4 separate regions of the Homo sapiens genome follow, and all the other regions are linked to region 3. The links are chromatin contacts, found by Hi-C or POLR2A ChIA-PET in ENCODE. All regions are on one chromosome and are shown on one strand. Each heading gives the region's core, a stretch centred on a gene start or an enhancer-like site at or near the end of the contact. The rest is flanking DNA. Distances are from core to core; before and after follow the strand shown.

Region 1 (2,812 bases), core at 163-2,662, 490 kb after region 3:
ATCCAGTACAAATATACACCTGGAGATATGTGCATAATTTATAGAAGGAAACAGAAGAAACAACAGTGGTTACACTTTGGGGGAAGGGCATAAGAACAGGAAGGGGAGCTTTCACTTTTCATTTTGTAGCTTTCTGAATTTCCCAGTCATATATATATAAAACTGTTTAAAATGTCATTGTGGTTAATAGATGGTGGGCTTTTCCTTTTTCTTTCTTTTTTTTTTTTTGAGACAGAGTCTCCCTCTGGCGCCAGGCAGGCGTGCAGTGGCGCGATCTCGGCTCACTGCAACCTCCGCCTCCCGGGTTCAAGCCATTCTCCTGCCTCAGCCTCCCAAGTGGCTGGGACTACAGGCACATGCCACCACGCTCATCTAATTCTTGTATTTTCAGTAGAGACGGGGTTTCACCATGTTGGCCAGGATGGTCTTGATCTCTTGACCTCATGATCCACCCGCCTCGGCCTCCCAAAGTGCTGGGATTACAGGCATGAGTCGCCACACCAGGCCTATTTTTCTCTATACTAAAATAATTCTTCTTTAAAATTTTTACTTTAATAATTACATTCTTATGATATGGCACCCACATATAATATTACTAAAACATATTTAAAGTTCTCTACAAATTAAGGTTGGTAATGAGGTCCCCACACTAACTCCAGTGCCTTACTCTCGATTCTACTTTCAGTGCAGCGCTGTTCTGTACGCTAAACGTGGCACAGAACCCAACCTTCACTCAAAGTTCCTGTGGAAGAAATAGAGTTCCCGCCTGCATTACCCAGATAAATCTCCAGTTTGCCTTAGAAGAGACTTAGGCACTTCCCCACCTCCACACTCCCTGCTGCTCCAAGGTGGGGCCAGGCAGTGGACAAGAACAGAGCTCCAATGAGCTCCGAGTAAAGGATGAGTCAAGATTTGGGGCTCCTGTTTTGGGTTAATCCAGGATACCTCCTGGTCCTAGGTTCCCCAAGTTGCCTTCTTCTATAGCTGCATTTCTCTTCCCCGTTATCACCACTCGCCTATGTTCAAATGTGAATGAAAATATTTAAATATTAAAAGACATACACTTCACAACCAGATCAACAGTGCCAACCACTGTAGCTCATCAGGATATCATTTCCCTCTGTTTGTTGGCAATTCCCAAGAATTGTGTCAGAGATGTCAAAAATACAAGAGCACAAATATCAACCTCTTTCACAGGACAATCTTCTTTACTCACAATTTTATATCTTGAGCTTCCTTATGCATAATCTCCAGAATAGACTTACAAGCCGCAGAGGTGCCTTCAGGAGTAGAGAGGATAGTAATCGACTTCTCAGCAGCCCCCGCATTTTCTTTACGGTGGACATCGATTCTGATAGTGGGCGCAAGCAGAGAGGAAAACGAGAGCAGTAAGCGTGTATTCACAGTGGAGTCTGTAATTACCAAATGCAAAGTCATAGGGCTTCAGGGCAAAGCAGATGACTCACTTCCCTCAAGAGCATAAACTTTCAATAAGCTGTCAACATTAATGCCTTAAGAGGCAAATTTTAATTCTAGGAACATTCCCCTTTCTCTTTCCTCAATCCAACCAAGCGGGGACATCTTTTCATTCTACCCAAGCTGTTTGTGCTTACAGCTTCCTTTCAGATGCCACAGAACAAATGTCTCATGACAAAGAGCCTGGATTCAATCTGCTCTAAAACAAATAGGAACTGGAGGGCATGCCAAGAGAGGAGTTGGAATCCCATAAGCCAAGTTGAACTGCTTATTCTGCACAGTATATCATTCTTCATTCATTGGATGAGCAGATTTCACCAATCTGCTTCCCCTTTGCAAGGTTCTTCCCACATTTTGCCTCCTTGATAGAGGAAAGTCTGCAACGAACAGTGATAGGAATGGAACCTGGACAGATGGCAATTCTACTTCAAGAAAAGCAAGTGGCCAATAAACTCAAAATGATGTTTAATTTCACTAGTAATTATATGTCTGCCAGCTAAAAGAATGTCATTTTCTTCTAGACTTGCAAAAATTGAGATAGAAAAAATTAAATATGGGCAAGATGATGGGTAACAAGGCACACTCAACACTTTTGGTAGGAGCAAACTGGTCAGCAAAATGCTGAGCACCTTGTGACTCAAGAACTGTATTTCTTGTAACATCTACTCCTGGTAACATCTACAGATATAGTCTCATACATGGGTCAAGAGTGATGTTTCTTACCCTTGGCACTACTGACTTTTTGGGCCAGATTCTTTGTTGTGGATGGGGTGTCTTGTGCATTGTAGGAAATTTACTAACTTCCCTGGCCTGTACCTACTAGATGCTAGTAGCATGCCTCTCTCTCAACTCTAACAGCTAAAAATGTCTCCAGACATTGCCAAATGTCTACGGGGGTTGGGGCAGAGAGATGATCATTTGTAGTTGAGAACCACTGGCATGGGAAAGTTCCGTTTCTAACAGATAGAAAATTAGAATTATCTAATTGCGGGAAGAGATGGTTAAATAACAGTATATTCATATCATACAGATGTTTTTGAAAATGTGGTAAAATTACAAGTACCAACACAGTAAAAAGTCCTTAAGTGAAATAATGCAATTCACATCATGACATGATTTCTTTTTTAAAGTCACACATGTTAGTAGATACAGGCAACAAATCCTATAGAGATACATCCCCAACTTACCAACAGCTACCCAGGTGAGACGAATGGTAACTTTTTAATTTACATATTTATATGTTTTGAATTAAATATAAAATAAGCCTGCCATTTTTTAATAAGTACAAGAAAGAAAATTAGCTACTCAAAAATATGTGTTTTTGGGAAAATTAAGT
Region 2 (2,856 bases), core at 194-2,693, 390 kb after region 3:
TACATGAAACTAATAAGTATTTCCATTATTCCTTTATTCATCAATATTTGAAAATTGTTTCAGTCATGAATAATGTGTTCCTTTCGTTGTTTTCCCCTTCATATTTGCTGCAAAGGCTGTAAAAGGCACTCTACAGAGTTGTTTGCCGCCTTAGGGATGGAAGTCAGCCACTCCTGCTGTATGGATTTTAGTTTCATAGGCTATTTCCATTCCTCCTTGACACACTGAACCATAAATCAATACCCCAAGTTTTACCCTCACCTGCAACCAAGGTTTCTACTGCACTGAAAATGGCCATGTGAATGTGAGTTTGAGAAAGGTCACATATGGTAAAGTTTTCATGTTGCCACATTTTCTGCATACTCTGTAACCAGGAATGATTTGACTGTATAAATTTATCTTACAGACACACTTGTTTGTACATTTAATGCCTGCTTTCTATAATATGAAAAAATACACAGAACGTTTTATGCAATTGGCTCTGAGTAATGCAACACATAAATGCTTTGAGAGCAGTTACCAAAAATTATGCAGGTTATTACAAAAGTTATATGGAATTGCACAGATATTCTAAATGTGCTTTTGAGTAAATTTCTCAGCTACCAGAGGCCTGGGCAGCTGTTTCCAGCACATCCTGGCACAACATTCATGTTATCATCCACTTATGTATTCCACAATTTCAAATGATTGATAAGACACCTCCCCCATCTTTGCTTCCTCTTGGAGGAAAAAAATATACAAGCAATCACGAGCACAGGAGCAGGTGGACAACTACATCTTAGGAAAGGGTGCGTAACTGTGAACTCTAAACGTGAGCTGGGTGCCTGATGCAGTATAGGAACCACAGTAAGTCGATAATCAGTGAGGCTGGAGGATTGAAATTTTATTTGGTAAAGAATATTGAGCCAGGCGCGGTGGCTCATGCCTGTAATCCCAGCACTTTGGGAAGCCGAGGCGGGCAGATCACAAGGTCAGGAGATCGAGACCAGCCTGGCCAACATAGTGAAACCTGCCTCTACTAAAAATACAAAAAATTAGCCGGGCATGGTGGCGGGCACCTGTAATTCCAGCTACTCAGGAGGCTGAGGCAGGAGAATGGCTTGAACCTGGGAGGTGGAAGTTGCAGTGAGCTGAGATCGTGCCATTGCACTCCAGCCTGGGAGACAGTGTGAGACTCCATCTCAAAAAAAAAAAATGAATATTGAAATAGAGTCTATAGGAAAAAAACTCCTTGAATCTAGTAAATGTGGAATCACAAAATTGAAATAATGTGCATCTGAAAAGTGAATAAATAGATGCCAAGAAGGAGTGAGTCATAAGCACATGAGTTGTAAGAGGTTGAACTTGAGAGACCAGATCAGGCAGTGCCGCTTAATACCATCACATGATCCTCCCCGAGGCCCTGTATTTAATTAAAATAGAGAGGGAGGCACCACAGATGCCAGAAGAACACTGTTGCTCTTGGTGGACGGGCCCAGAGGAATTCAGAGTTAAACCTTGAGTGCCTGCGTCCGTGAGAATTCAGCATGGAATGTCTCTACTATTTCCTGGGATTTCTGCTCCTGGCTGCAAGATTGCCACTTGATGCCGCCAAACGTGAGTAACCCTTAATTTCTATGTTTAACCCATTCTCTGGCCATTGGCTGAAATGATGGCTAATAATATCCTCTGAACTAGAGGTTGGACTGAAGTTCTTCAGGAAGCTTTCATCTCTGGCTCACTCATCTCTTCTTCTGCAAACTGTTGGGAAGGCTGAAACTACAGCAAAATGCCTCCAGCTCCATTCTTTGCTTTCGGCTCATGGAAAGTAAAAACTATGCTGCCCTTCTCTTGTGAAGCTTCTTTTCCATTGCAATTGCAACCCATTCTTGCCAGACAGTGGTTGGGGGAGGGTTGGACAGCCTCCGGCCACAGAACAAAGCAACTCCACCAACTAAACTATGTCCAGCTTCCATCCAAAAGGGTGGAGACCTCACATGAAATGGGGTCTCCAATCTGGAGGCAAATTTACGAATCTCCCCAGCCCTGAAGCTATTGCTCCTCCTGCGGGGCTTCCTCACAGACCTGCAGGAGCTTGCTGGGAGAGGAGCTGAAGCCCAGGCTCTCTACCCTGGTCAGGCAGGAGAGGCCAGGGCATTTTTAACAATACTGATACCCACGCAATGAAACCGGAATCTTTGGGAGTGGGGTCAGAGGATCCTTGTTTTAAAAGTTCCTCTTGGGATCTGCCTATGCAGCCAGGGTCCAGACCACTGAAGCAGTGTGCAGATTCGCGAGAGGAAGAGAGCTGAGCCGCTGTAACCCTGGGCCTGGGATTGCGGGGACGGGACGGGTGGGAAGCGGCCAAAGGCGCAGCGGCTTCTGGTCAGAGCCGCAGAGGCCTGAGACGTGGGCCGCGCCCCGGCCCAGGAGACCCCGCGGCCGCGCCCTAACCCTCAGTCTCCCGACTGCGACTGCGACCCGGGAAAACGCCTACGTTTTTGGAAAGGAAGTCCCATCACAGGGAGCTGACCCGGTGTCAGCGCGCAGCACGTTCCCGGCCCGCAGTGCGCCGCGCGTCCTCCTAGCAGCCCGCGGAGCCCGGCACTGTGATGGTCCCGCTTCCCACACGAGGCCACGGGCCACAGAGTGGGCAAGGAACTCGCCCCAAGCCACACAGCGGGTAAGTTGAGGAGGCAGCCTTCCATCCCGACCTCTGTCCTTCCTGCCCGGGTTTGGGGTTGGACAGGCTCGGGCTCCCCGCCAGCCTAGGGGCTGGGTCTCCAGTGGCTTTGCTCCATTTCCTCATTTCCTTCAAAACGAGGAGTTTTCGTTTCCTCATTTGCAAAACTGGGTAATTGTGTTCTTGTGAGATCA
Region 3 (2,700 bases), core at 123-2,622:
TGACGTAGAAATGTGATCGGACAAAAAGTGTATGATCTAAGACTAATAGAGGGAGAAAACCCAGCAAGGCCTGTCTGTCTGGATTCTTCTTGGCCTCTCTGAGCATGCACTCTTTCCTTCTGGGTATGGGACAGGACTCCCTCTGGAATGGGGGTCTTATGACCTACAGTCAAACAAGGGAAGTCAAATAATGTCTTTATGGCCAGATTTTACACAGAACGGCAGAGGGAAAGTCCCCACAGTCCTTGTATTAATTCCCTAGGGATGCCTTAACAAAGCACTCGGTGACTTAACAGAAATGTTTTGTCTCACATTTCTTGTGACTAGAAGTCCAAAATCAAAGTGTCAGCAGAACCAAACACCAAGCTCCCTCTGAAATCTGCAGGGGAGGGTCCTTCCTTGCCTCTTCCTAGCCTTTCTCCGGTGGTGGCCGGCAATCCACCGCATTCCTGGGCTTACAGCTGCATCACTCTGATCTGCCCCTGTCCCGCCACATTTTCGTGTGTCTCTGTCTTCAAGTGGCATTTTGACACCGTGTGATAAGGACATCAGTCATGTTGAATTAGGAGGGTCCACCCCAATGATCTCGTCTTGACCACATCTGTAAAGACGCAGTTTTTCCAAGTTAGGTCGCATTCACAGGTGCTGGAGGTTAGGTCTTCAATGTCTTTGGGAGTGGGGACAAATTCAGTCCTTAACACTCATGTTCTATATGTAGTGCTGCTTAGGCATCCAGCCAACAGACCTGCTTATTTTACTGCAGTCAGAATACCTTCTCCCCTTCCTCCTCACAGTCCAATGACACAGACGTGCTTTGGGGGCAAGATATTTGCGGGCCGTGGCCATCATTCTAAGCATGCAGCACTCCAGGCACCAGGAGTCCTCCCCGTGCTTCAACCCCTCTTCGATGAGTTTGCACCCCCGACCTCCGCTAATGTTCACATCCTTTAACGGGAGCCAGTCTTCTGCTACGTAATTAGACGAGTCTTGAAAGAAGCACCCAGGGGCGTGGCTGAAGACTTTAAGAAACACCAGGCAAGGGAGGGGAGTGGGTACCAGAGACACCTAACATTATTTGAGTGGCAGGAGCTTCCTCTGACCTTCAACGAGGTAAAGAGACATCACAGCCAGCGAGAGTTTGGGGCAGACTCCCCAGACTCGGAGGCCGGGGCAAAGTGGGAGCCGGGGCCAAGTGGGAGCCGGGGCCGTGTGGGGTGGGGGGGGGGGCCCAAGGCGGGGAAGGCCCGGGCCGCCGACAGGGGGCGCGCGAGGGCCTCCGGGCCCCGCGGGCGGGGCGGGTGCTGGACCCGGAGGGGCCTTCCGGCAACTTTTTGGTTGGTGCCGCCCCGCCCAGGCCCCTTTTAAACTTGATCTCCGCAGTGCCCTCCCTTTTCGGCCGCGGCGCGTGACTGGGTAAGTGGGCTCGGACCTTCTGGACGCAGGAGCCGACCACGTGGCTCCGGGGCTACCCCGTGCGCTTCCTAGGCGCGCCTCTCGCTGCCCCCACGCCGAGGCCTCGGCTCGGCGCCGCGGGGAAGCCTCCGTTAGGGCCCCTCGGGGGTGGGGGCGTCCTCGTGGCGCTTGGGCCCTTCGTCCCGGGTTAGGACGGCCCGTGTCCTTGTGCGCTTGAAGGGGCCGCCCCCTTTCCTCGAGGATCCCACCCCCACTCAGCAGAAGCCGCCAGGCGCCCGTCACCTCCCGTGCCTGAGTCCCTGCCGTCCACGCATTCGGCCTACAGGCAGCTTTTAGTCCTTTTTCAATTAAATGATTGCATTTTGAGGATCAAATTCCAACCGCAGGCGGAGGCGCCGAGCCCCGGACGGTCTCTGGGTTCTTGGTGCACTCGGGGCTCCTGCCTGCCCAGGGGCTGTGACCGCGCGGACGGAAGCCTATTTGGGAAGCGAGTGAGATCTGATGTCTGAAGCGCTTTAAGTTTCTAAGCGGGGCAGTATAATAGCGGGGTTAGCAAACACACGGAGGTCATTTCACTCGCGCAGCCATCCCCCACCGCCACCAGTGCCGTTCATTTGCTACTGGCCCGCAGTCAGATAATTTAAAGGCTTGGAGGGACGAGTCTTGCTGGAGCCGACGCCTACAGTAAGTTGAGCGGAGTGCTGTGAGCCCTAATAAGGGAGCCTGCTTTCCTCCCGAAGATTCGCTTTTTTGGGAGTGGCCAGAGCGTTATTACAGCACAGGGCCCGCTTCCAACGTTTAATCAGGGTGTGAGGAGGCCCTTCGTGGTTTTCTGACCTGGGAAAAGTCTGAACTACTGGGTTCTTTCTGGCTTGGACCAGGACAAGGTGTTGAACGCCTAACTTAGGTCTACTAAGGTGTAGAAATACGCAAGGCTGCCCCTAGAGAACGTTTGTCTGGGGAATAATGTAAGTTTTTGGAGCGGCTCTCCTGAGCATCGCTGAGCATACTAATTGTTCATTACTGGTACAAAATGCTATATAAAGGGATACTTTGCGAATTTAGTAAAATTGATAAAGATCTAAATTTACATTTGAGTCAACAAATAATCTTTGTGGCTAGCATAGGTACCACAGTTCTGTTGGAATGTGAAGCTCGTGGTTCACCTGTTTTCCTCAGTTGTGAAAGATTTGCTGCCTTTTTGATGAAACCAAATGGGACCCATTTTACCATTCTTTAATGAGGAAAGCTTGTACATTTGCAGCCTAGGTTCTAGGCATCTTTTAT
Region 4 (2,700 bases), core at 177-2,676, 270 kb before region 3:
TAACATACATATTTGGTCATTGAGATATTGTGATTTATAATAAGAAATATTATAATATAATCTTAATATAATCTCAGAAGGGTATCTTTTGTATTCTAAGGTGAGATGACTAACGGCTGGGGCCTCCTGGAGAGCCTTGGAGGGAGGCTAGCTGCCAGGGGAAACAAGTATGTAATTAGAGGGTTAGAACTTTCAGCATCAGCCTCTCACCTTCAGGGAGGGGCTGAAAGTTGAGTTAATCACCACGGCCAATGATTTAAATCAATCATGCCCTACATAGTGAAATCTCCATAAAAACCCAATAGGACAGGGCTCAAAGAGCTTCTGGGTTTGTGAATAAGAATCCGTCCATGTGCTGGGAGGCTGACACACTCCAGCTCCACAGGGACAGAAGTTCCCGTGCCCTGCACCATTCCGGACCTCACCCTGTGTATCTCTTAATCTGACTGTTTATCTGTAGCCTTTGTAATAAACCAGTAAACATTAAGTGTTTCCCAGCCCTGTGAGCTGTTCTAGTAAATGACTGAACCTGAGAAGGGGGTCATGGGAACCCTTGATTCAGAGTACAGATCACAAGCTGGGACTTACTACTGGCACTGGAGTAGGGGCAGTCTTGTGGGGTCTGTGCTCTGTATTCATCAGTGCAGCCTGGAGTTGGACATCCAGTTGGTGTCTGCAGAGAACTGGAGAATTATTCCCACACAGAATAACCCCTATACATTTGGCAGCCAGAAGTGAAGTGTGAGTGTAAGCATGGTGAAAAATACAGTTTGTTTTTCTCAGTCACTCAGCTGCAGAACCTTCCTCTACCCTCAGGCCCCATACTGTTGACATTTCTGGAAAGGGAGCCCCTTTCAGACTGCATTCCTCCCACTAGAGGACTCTGTCCTTCCCCAATTTTCTCTCTCTCTCTCTCTCTCTCTGTCTCTCTCTCTCTGTCTCTCTCTGTCTCTCTCTCTGTCTCTCTCTCTGTCTCTCTCTCTCTCTCTCTCTCTCTCTCTCCCCTCTCTCCCCTCTCTCCCCTCTCTACCCAGTGCAGCTCCTCTCCTGGGCCCCTCTCCTCCCAATCACCTGCATGATTACCAATTACCAGCCCTCCAGTTTACTTCCATTAAGGATTCCATCGTCCAGTCTGCAGTCTGCTCTCCAAAGGCATGATTTTCCATACAAAAAAAAGTGTTAGTTTCAAACAACCAGCTTACCAACAAGCTCTATCCATTCGAATGGTCTGTTCAAGACTATTTTATAGTGAAAATTGCTATCTAGCCACATCTCTCCAAATCTTACAGTGAAAACTGTGCTTTTGATATATGTCAGGATGAAGTTAAGTCAAAGTTTCCTGTTTCACTTTTTACTGTACTTATGTAAATCAATCATTAGTGGACTCTTAAATGGTTTCCTAATGCCAGAAATGATTAGTCACTCAATGTGTTAATGGCACATTTTGTGAAATCTTTTCCAATGCAAAAACCACACAGCATCTGGGCTTCCTGTTCTGTATTTCTTTCTGGCCTTCACTATCTTGAAATTATCTGGTGCATATTTTTTATTTCCGCTTATTTATTGGCAGTATTTTCATTCTCTACACTTTTCTTCTCCTTATATTCTTTTAGGCTAGTCTTTGAAACGTCAGTCTCTGTCCATTGAAACTAAAATAAGAAAGAAGGAGAAAAGGAAATTGATGTCTTTCAAGTTGTAATAGTAATATGTTTCGTTTATAAAAATCAATTTTTTTTACCAGTAAAACATTAACTTTTGGCCTTCATTAATCAGAAAAGAAAACTGGATCAGTCTGAAAATGCCTTTCTCAAATAAGTCATACCATCCTTAGAACAGTGATGCAGCAGTTCTCAAGCTTGAGAACACATGGGAATCACCTGGAAAGCTTGTAAAAACACAAGTTGCTGGGTCCCATCCCTAGAGTTTCTGATTTAATAGGTCTGCGGTGGTTCCCTGAGAACTGACATTTCCAACATGTCCCAGGTGAAGTTGATGCTGCTGGTCGGCAGCACACTCTGAGAACAAATGGTGCAATATCAGAACTCACAAAGGCCTTGGAAATCATTTCTGCCTTACTTAGAGCGCTGCTGGTTGCAACTTACAAAATCCCACTCAGACTGGCCTGAGTGCAGAAGGGCATTTATTGGAAGCAGTTGGGATATCTGCTAGACTCCAAAATGAAGTTGAAAAATCAGGTGGAATATGGCACCAGTAGGGAGCACCAGGAAGGATGCGGTTCTCAGAGAAGAGTGGTGTAGGCTCAGCAGAGACTCTAAATATCGTTACTGCATCATCTCAGCTCCCATTTTTCAAAAGAGAACTGCAGTTTGAGGAAATTAAGAGCTTGCTACAGAGCATACATCTAATAGTGGCAAAGCCAAAGCTGGAAGTGGTGAGTAGCAATCTGTATCTTAGCCAGTGGTATGCTGGAGCTGTGGGTACCAGCCCCAGAGAGCTGGTTGTTAAATATTCAGGAATCTTTTGAGCAGGTCAATCTTGGTAGCTGGAAGCTGGCCACAGTCAGAATATTTACACTGAAATATTGGCTGATATTACAGACCAGGATCTTTTTTCTTCCTCTCTTTCTTTTCAAAGAGCAAGCTAACAGCACACCATTGCCTAATTCCATGTAGGGAGGATTTAGAATCAATGCAGATGTCATATATTGAACAAGAGGCAATCCCAGTGTGCAGTTTTTTC

Evidence for each region. Hi-C counts contacts between places; a loop is a spot of excess contacts on that map. ChIA-PET counts read pairs that join two places held with the same protein, here RNA polymerase II (POLR2A). Pooled maps may share reads with other maps.
Region 1: a loop to region 3 is called in a pooled map, with 3 times the contacts of the local background. The contact joins the enhancer-like site here to the promoter of SNHG26 in region 3. A Hi-C loop is called at or near these places in 2 of 50 pooled maps. POLR2A ChIA-PET finds 5 or more read pairs at or near these places in 2 of 52 experiments (AG04450 and activated T-cell).
Region 2: a map of ascending aorta shows a loop between it and region 3 (2.3-fold over the local background). The contact joins the promoter of GPNMB here to the promoter of SNHG26 in region 3. A Hi-C loop is called at or near these places in 1 of 168 maps with a recorded cell type or tissue (ascending aorta) and 5 of 50 pooled maps. POLR2A ChIA-PET finds 5 or more read pairs at or near these places in 1 of 52 experiments (GM12878).
Region 4: a pooled map shows a loop between it and region 3 (2.4-fold over the local background). The contact joins the enhancer-like site here to the promoter of SNHG26 in region 3. A Hi-C loop is called at or near these places in 3 of 168 maps with a recorded cell type or tissue (ascending aorta, astrocyte of the cerebellum and vagina) and 8 of 50 pooled maps. POLR2A ChIA-PET finds 5 or more read pairs at or near these places in 6 of 52 experiments (A549, AG04449, AG04450 and 3 more).

The regions. Positions count from the first base shown.
Region 1 is chr7:23,346,384-23,349,195 of GRCh38, forward strand. IGF2BP3 (insulin like growth factor 2 mRNA binding protein 3) reads right to left here. Exons shown (of 15, transcript NM_006547.3): 7 at 1,217-1,351. Among named protein-coding and RNA genes, the nearest start is that of MALSU1, 48 kb to the left of the region's middle. Within about 2 kb of position 1,413, at least 13 of the 41 ENCODE cell types and tissues checked have a DNase peak (open chromatin) inside an H3K27ac peak, as active enhancers do.
Region 2 is chr7:23,245,332-23,248,187 of GRCh38, forward strand. It overlaps GPNMB (glycoprotein nmb), which reads left to right and starts at 1,444. Exons shown (of 11, transcript NM_002510.3): 1 at 1,444-1,596. The coding sequence starts at 1,527.
Region 3 is chr7:22,852,868-22,855,567 of GRCh38, forward strand. SNHG26 (small nucleolar RNA host gene 26) reads left to right here and starts at 1,373. Exons shown (of 5, transcript NR_146320.1): 1 at 1,373-1,413. RefSeq lists a silencer at 1,188-1,647 and enhancers at 1,745-2,356, 2,148-2,377.
Region 4 is chr7:22,586,130-22,588,829 of GRCh38, forward strand. No RefSeq gene overlaps it. Among named protein-coding and RNA genes, the nearest start is that of STEAP1B-AS1, 24 kb to the left of the region's middle. Within about 2 kb of position 1,427, at least 2 of the 41 ENCODE cell types and tissues checked have a DNase peak (open chromatin) inside an H3K27ac peak, as active enhancers do.